Linked DNA regions of Homo sapiens: region 2 is linked to region 1. A link is a contact called in ENCODE Hi-C or POLR2A ChIA-PET data. All regions are on one chromosome and are shown on one strand. The core of a region is the stretch at or near the end of the contact, and the rest is flanking DNA. Distances in the headings are between cores, read along the strand shown. Region 1 holds the start of CFAP58-DT (CFAP58 divergent transcript). Region 2 holds the start of SHOC2 (SHOC2 leucine rich repeat scaffold protein).

The links. A loop is a pair of places that touch in the nucleus more often than their neighbours do. ChIA-PET counts read pairs that join two places held with the same protein, here RNA polymerase II (POLR2A). Pooled maps may share reads with other maps.
Region 2: a loop to region 1 is called in a map of naive thymus-derived CD4-positive, alpha-beta T cell, with 7 times the contacts of the local background. The contact joins the promoter of SHOC2 here to the promoter of CFAP58-DT in region 1. A Hi-C loop is called at or near these places in 1 of 168 maps with a recorded cell type or tissue (naive thymus-derived CD4-positive, alpha-beta T cell) and 5 of 50 pooled maps. POLR2A ChIA-PET finds 5 or more read pairs at or near these places in 1 of 52 experiments (HCT116).

What each region holds. Positions count from the first base shown.
Region 1 is chr10:104,351,880-104,355,420 of GRCh38, reverse strand. It overlaps CFAP58-DT (CFAP58 divergent transcript), which reads left to right and starts at 1,846. Exons shown (of 2, transcript NR_108036.1): 1 at 1,846-2,303; 2 at 3,494-3,541. CFAP58 (cilia and flagella associated protein 58) reads right to left here and starts at 1,588. Exons shown (of 18, transcript NM_001008723.2): 1 at 1,515-1,588. The coding sequence starts at 1,523. RefSeq lists enhancers at 1,859-1,918, 3,196-3,305, 3,326-3,375.
Region 2 is chr10:110,917,088-110,921,022 of GRCh38, reverse strand. It overlaps SHOC2 (SHOC2 leucine rich repeat scaffold protein), which reads right to left and starts at 1,419. Exons shown (of 9, transcript NM_007373.4): 1 at 1,366-1,419. It overlaps BBIP1 (BBSome interacting protein 1), which reads left to right and starts at 1,843. Exons shown (of 4, transcript NM_001195305.3): 1 at 1,843-1,902; 2 at 2,810-2,902. The coding sequence starts at 2,866. RefSeq lists silencers at 960-1,049, 1,060-1,499, 2,350-2,509 and enhancers at 1,720-1,769, 1,790-1,989, 1,679-2,218.

The DNA.
Region 1 (3,541 bases), core at 597-3,096:
TAACTAATCCATAATAGTGGAGCAGCTTCTGAGGCCGGCACCTGGGCAGGGTTCCTCACAGAAATATGCAAATATATCCTGAATAGGGCAGAGCCAAGGAAATGAGGGGCTGGTGCCTCTGGGAGGCTGGGGCTTCCCTATGGGGAATGAAGAATGAAATAAACAAAGATGACTGGTGGGAGAAAAGAGGAGAAAACACTCAAAAGCAATAATGGGACAATAAAGAACTAGAAGGAACAAGAAAGGAAATGGGAAGAAAGAGATACAAATGACTATGGGTAATGGGGAGAAGTGAAGTGGCCACAGCAGCATGGATGTCAGAGAGAGATGTGAGTGATGGAGCCCAGGCGTGAGGAAGATGGATGATATGAAAGAGATCGTATGATAAGGAAAGGAAGGAGGTGTTGACCACGGGAAGACGGAATTTATAAAGCTAGACTGGAGATGGAGGAAAAGCAATGATGAGGGGATGTGAATGGTGCAGAGGAAGCAAGAGAGTAACTAGAATGGGGTGGGGAGGGGGTGGAGCACGATGGTGCTGAAAGATGATGGGGCTTGGGCTGGCTTCATGGGAGTGAAAACTGGTCAGTTGCACAGGGCCCCTTGCTCAGAAAGGCCCCATTCTTGGTTGAATGCTCTGCTGTTCTGTCTTAAAATTATTTGTAATTTTTGAAGAGACTTTGTGTTTTCACTTTGCATCAGGCCTTGCAAATCATGTAGCTGGTCCTGGCTGGAACAGACCGTGGGATGGGTGATGGGGGAAGGGCTCTGATGGGGCCATGAAGGATTTGGGTAGGGCCATAGTGGATGGGGACTGTGAATGGCAAGTAATGACAGGGACCCGAGGCTCTTGAGGTTATACGTGAGGGGGCTAAGGGGCAGGCAGGGAGTCACTGAAGGGTTGCAGAAATAACCCCTCATTGGAGAGGCTGAAAATGGGGTGTACTGTAATATGGGGGAGTGGTGGGGTGATACGAGATGTTAACACAGGAGTCAATGAACACACGGGGCAGAGGTGATGGGCAGAAGAGCCTTAATGAAGCTGTGTGACAGCAGGTGATCACATGTTAGGAAATCAGGGTGTGACAGGTGGACAAGGGCCATTGATTGGGATGACAGCAGGCATCTGTGAAGCTTTCTTCCCGGTTTCCCCTGTGAGATAAGACATCTCCAATATTTCTGTGTGAGCCTCTCTTATGGTATCACTCCATGACTAAAAATCTAGGGCTGGGTGCATGTCACGTGTGGATTTCAGAATTCATTAATTTTCTACCGCACTTAGCATAGCGCCGATGCCACAGTGGGGATAGTGGGGTGTCCACACAAATGAAGGAGAAACAGGAGGTAAAGAGGCCAGAGCCAACGGAGAAAGGCGCGGGAGTGAGTGAGGGTGCAGGGGAATAAGATGTTGATGGGGGGAAATATTGGAATCACCGTTTGTGACAATCGTCAGTAGGAGAGGGACAATGGGGAGGGGTCAAGGGAAAGGCGACAGAGGGGCGCTGACTCCTGACCTCAGCCATCCTGATGCTCTCTGGGGGCGGCCTCAGAGGCTGCTGTGGAGATCGCAGGAGCTGGGCCGGAGTCTGGGAAAGAAGCTAAAGGCGCGACGCGCTGTCTCTATCGCCCGCCCCGAGCGGAAACCCGCGCTCGGCGCGTCGGCCCGTCGCCTGGCAACGGACACGCCCTCTAGGGGCGCTAGCGGGAATTCGAAAGGGGAGGAGCTTCTGCGGCTGGCACCTGGGCAGGGTTCCTCAGAGAAATATGCAAATATATCCCAATGGGGCGGAGCCAAGGAAGTGAGGGGGCGGTGCCCCTGAGAGGCTGGGAGGAGTCCCACGGTGTGGGCAGATGGAGACACCCAGGAGAAAGAAGAGGGCGAATTGGAAGAGGCCACCCAGAAAGGACGGTGTGTGACACTAGGGAGCCAAGCATGGAGAGCCGAGGACTAACGCTTGGAAGGAAATGTGGACCAGAAGGTTCCGGATGAGGGAAGGACTGGCGGCTACACTCTGCCTTCCGAGACAACGAGGAATAATCTCACTTCAGTCAGTTCAACCCTTGTAAAACAGCTACTGTGTGCAAGACACGGAGGGAAAGCTGAAGTAGAGAAACCACAGACGCTGTCTTCAAAGGGTTTAATCTAATATTAGTGATGAGAAAAATAGGGTGCAGAGCTTAAGGCATCCTGGAAAAACGTATGTAGCGCCACATCGCGAAAATCTCTCTTCTGGGACCCCTCTCCCAAAAACGTTTCTTCGCCCTCTTCTCCCCCTTCTGCCTCCACTCTTTCTGGACTTCAGGTACAAATAGTTGAAATAATTATACTCCTTGGTTCATGAAATGTGTAAGACTCCTCTCTGGTTTTATTTTCCCCCTTTATCCCCATCCCTACTCCCAACCCCTATCCTCAACCCCATAGGCATTCATGCTGCTGTGCTTCCATATGTATTTTTGGGAAATGTACAAAATTTTTATCAGTGTATTTTTTAAAAATGTTTAAATAATGCTACTGGACTTTGGAGATTATCTTATTTTCTACTTTTTTCACTCAACATTCTTTTTAAGGATCTGTCCTCGTTGCGATTGGCAAGCATATAGTTCATTGCTTCTGAGTACTGCACAGCGTTTCATAAGGGGCATCTACCACACTTCACTTCCATTCCCCAGGTGTTAGGTAACAAGGCCGCCTCTAATTCTCCAATACATCAAGTAATACAGCCATGATCGTCTTTGTCCGTGGTCCCTTAAGGACCTCTGTGCAAATTCCTCTGAAATATATGCCAAGGAGTAAGATTGTTAAAGTTATAGGGATGCACAGGGACATTTGCTTATGCAGCTGCGTCCTGCACAAACACATCCAGCCATGGGGCAATGGAGGCTGAAAAACTGTCTCTACTCTCTTTCCCGTGCCATGTGCCCTACTGGAGAAAGGTGTGCACTTTTTATTCTCACAAAATCTCTGTACGCCAGCCAAGTCATGAACCTAGAAGGCTGTAACTATCTAGAGGGTGTGATATTTTCAAACTCATCTGGCCAGATGAACAGTTTTCCAAGAGCACAACGATGCCCAGTAGCCTAGTACAAGCCCTGGGTACTTACCAAGCACTTTAAGATTGTGTACCAGAGTTACTGCCCTACGCTGCACTCCAGTGTGGGGTTTCCATCCAACACTTCCATCCATCCCTTCCAGAAGGTGATAGGTCTTTTTTATTAAACACTCATAAAGTGTTTAGTAAATACCAGATACTATTCTAAGTGCTTTGCAAATATTGACTCATCTAATTAGCTAATTTTCTAATTTCTGTCAATATGATGAAAGTAGTGTAAGCTCATTTTTTGCTTTCATTTTCACTTCTCTAACTACTAGTGAATTTTTTGACCATTTCTTTATACATTCATAGGCTACTTGAGATTCCCTTCTGTGAACTGCCTTTTCAGTGTCTGTGTCTATTTTTCTATTGATCTTTTTTCTTTTTCTTTTGATTTACAGATATCTTTGAGAAGCCTGGACATCAATCTGCTTTAGAAGACTAGAAAC
Region 2 (3,935 bases), core at 170-2,669, 6.6 Mb before region 1:
TGGTGTTGCTGCATTTAGTTACAAAAACACTTGGTTACACAAATGTACCTTAGGATTCTGAAAACCGTAACAAAAAGCTTTTGATATAGTAGTCCCTCTTGAGTAGAAACTAGACGCACTCGGTATCTAAGAAAAGTATACGAAATGGCACAGGTGTAAGCCTAGACACTGCTGGTAGTTATCACGCTGGAGGCAAATACTATACAGTCCACATCTGCAACCTAATTTTGCTTCAGCATCCCCAGAGACTTCGAAAATATTTCTTTGGGTAGGTTGCAAAACAGTGCTTCCTCTTTTATTCTCATCACCCCCATTACGATACAAAGCAACAGACAAGAAAAATCAAACTGCCAACTGTAAGGGCTTAAACACACACACAAAGCATCTTCTTTCTAGCTCCCGAATCGGTATTTATTCCACCTGTTTGTAAATCCATAATTCCACAATAACACAAACTGCCTGCTTAAAGAAAGGAAGGAAGAAAAGAAAAAGAAAGAAAAGAAATAAAGAGAAAGGCAAGTTAATGCTTTGGAGTCATTACTCTTCCACCTAGGCATGGGGGGAGGGGGATGGTACAAAAACAATGGATATTGAGGTGCTGGGGGAAAAATCGTCTTGCCCCAAAGCCTCTTGTGTTATGAGCCTGGGGAAGTCGGGGAAGAGTGAGACTACTTTTCCTCTCTCCCTAAAAGCTGTGCTATCACGGGGAGAGGTTGCCATCGGGCATGTTCTACGAGGCGGTCTCGAAGGGCTACAACTCGCTTCGCTAGGCAACACACCCAGAGCCGATCCAGCACTCTTCACTCAAGGGTTTTTAGGGAGAGGAGAACGGGAGAGCAAGGTGGACTCCAGGGAGGGGGCGAGAAGAGACCCCACCCTGTATGACCGCCGCTGCGCCCGGGCCCTCGCCAACGATTTACACGACTCGGGGCGCCCTGCGGACTGGGCCCGGGGGCCCAGGGAGCCGAGAGGAGAGAGACTGTCCGCCGGGGGCCCCCGGCCCGCGCCCTCGCGCCGGCTCGCCGTCGCCCAGGCGCTGTCCGGGCCGCCCGCCGCCGCCGCCGCAGGCCCGGCCCCGGCCGCTGTCACACCCGACCGCCTTCCTCTCCGCGCCGGGCTGCAGGCTCCCACGCGAGCCGGCTCCAAGGGCCCCGCACTCCCGGAGACAGCAACCAGGAAAGCGGCGGCGGCGGCGCCTCCCAGGGCCCCGGCCCCTCGGGCCTCGCCCCGGCGCTGCCGGCTCGCGCCTGTCAGGGCGCACGGGGCCTCCCCCTACCGACAGCCAGCCCGACTGCCCGACGGACAGGAAGGCAGGCAGGAAGAACCGACCAACAGACACCCTCCGCCTCATCGGCCCCGAGTTACCGTCAGGAGCCCCGACTCCGCCATCCTCCTCGCTCGCCCTCCTTCCTCCTCTTCCTCCTCCTCCTAAGAAGCGACGCTGCCCAACCGCCGCCCCCCGCCCGCCCCTCCCCCACTCGCCCCGCCCCGCCCGCCCCGCCACTACTCTCGCTCCAGCCTCCCCGCCCCACCCCTCTGCCGTGGGCCCGTCACTCGCTAGGCAAGAAAAATGGGCGGAACCGGGGCAAGAGAAGCTGCCCAATCAGAGACGGGCAGTGCCGCCAGCTTCTCTCTCTCCGCCCTTGTCCTTTCCTCAGTTCCTCTACGCCGTCTCCCGCCCACTGGGCGCCTCTGGCTAGCCGGGCTACAGAGTAAGCCTCCAGCAGGGTAGAGTGACAACTCCCCGATCGGAAGTTACTGTTGAAGCTAAGGCGGCCATAACTGATAATGGCAAAAGGAGATTCCTGGCTTCCTGTTTCCAGGGTGACGTAGATTTTTTTCCTTCGCCAGTCTCACCGTTACCCGGGGCAACAGCTGAGCCGTCTGGGAAGGGATGCATCTGTAAGTAAGCCCAAAGAGGTACCGTGGGTGACCACACATCCCATGTTAGACAAGTTAATTCATACTCCGGATTACACGTCCAGTTTCCTGGCCCTTATTTTACTGAGACGTCTGGTCACTTACGGAGATGGACAACAGTTTAGGGCTCCGAAATTCCCTCTCCTGCCCGGAAGTTGCATTTGGCACTTCCGAATTGGGTCATGGCGGAAGGGTGTTAATAGCCTGGCCGCCCGTGCCCCAGGGAATGCTTATTTTTGACCTTAGTTGCAAAGTGAGGTGAGTCCGTGGACCCCAACCAGTGGGCCGGACCCGGGCCGGACGGTCCCTGTGGGACAGAGCGCTGAAATGGCGAGCGGGGCTCAGGGCCGCTTCCGTTGGAAGGCGGTTTTTTTCCGGGCTGGCCTGGCGGCGGCCCGCCCCCGTGAGGCTCCCTGTGGGGTGAGGCCGCTCTACAGGCCGCCCTAACCCAGCCAGAGGCAGCCCGGCCGGGAGGACCCCAGCGGGGAATGGGCGGGGACCTCGGGGCGGAGCTCCTAACTCCGGCAAAACGGAGCTCTTGACCACGCCTCCGCAAGTTCCTATTAAGTACTTTCACTCCTTGGCCTTTGGAGGGAGGAGAATTCGGGAACTTCAGAAAATCATTTTCCACCTTCACCTATAAAAGGAAAAGATGAGCCCCTACCACCAGGGCAGGACCTCAATCTTTTTCCCCTGCCACCTGCCTTCCCATTCTGATTTTTCCCCCCTTTCCGCGTCTCTCCTTTGAGTCTTTGTAAGCTTTGACTGCGGTTCTGGTGGTGGGATTCCTGCAGGTCTACAGTTTCTTAAACAACGTGTTGAAGATTTTTGAAAATACTGTATTGCTTTTATATGGCCCTTTACAAAGTTATCATACATTATCTTGTAGTTTCTTCTGTATGCTTGAGTCAAGAACTCTAAGTCATCTTGGTAATACCGGGTTGGATGCTTAAAGCTGCAGCAAAAAGACCAGAACTTTCAGGTAAAATTGAAAATGGTTAATATCCAGCCAGTCAACAATACAGATGCAAACCTACCTTCTCGACTTAATTTCTGCTTCCTTAGTACTTACACGCCAGCCAAAATGAACTACTCTTGTTTCTTTGCTGTTAATTACTGAAATCTGTTGTAGCAGTCACCTTTTGTGATTCTGTATCTGATTCTGTTACCCGTGGAGATGTGTTTCCAGATTCTTCCCAGCAGGAAGTAATTTCCTCTGAGTTTAGCATTTTTTGTACATCTTTTATGACAATCAGTATGTTATATATATATAATAGCGCTTATGTTTTTAGCTTCACTACCATGTCTGCACCTAAATAGAATGGTTTGTATCAGATTCGTCTTCCCGTCATTTTCACCATGCACATGATATTATTTTGGTAAATACTTACTGAAAGTTTGAATATATCGGGTGTCTCTTGGATGCCCAAGACACTTCCAGCCAAGTTTTAGAGACCTTCAATTTATCAGAAATTCAGCTGAGCGCCTGCTACTCAATCTTTGTTTTACGTTTCCCCTGTGAAGTCTTTCTGACATGATTTTTTTCCCCAGTGTTTTATTATGAAAGTGTTCATATATTTAAAAGCTGAAAGAAATAATTTAATGAATATTCATGTACCCATCATCTATATGCAGCAGTTAACATTTTGCCATTTTTTTTCATTCCTCCCCACTTTTTCATTGTCATAAAAAGTTGCAGACACTTATTGTTAGGCAAGACACCCTTAAGATTTCCAGCATGAATTTCCTAAGAATTTTGAAGTTCTCCAGCAAAACACAATATCATTATTTCAGCTGTTTTGTAACTTTTAAAATCTAGGCCAAGTGCTAATTTTCCTAATTTACCCAGGAATATCTTTTATACCTTCTCCTTCCCAATCCTGCAAAAAAAAAAAAAAAAAAAAAAAATCAGGATCCAGTCAAAATTTTTCTTTAGCTTTAATGTAGTAGAGTTCCCCCATCTTTTTTCCCCCTGTGACATTGGCATTTTGAAGAGTTCAAGGCAGGAGTCTTTT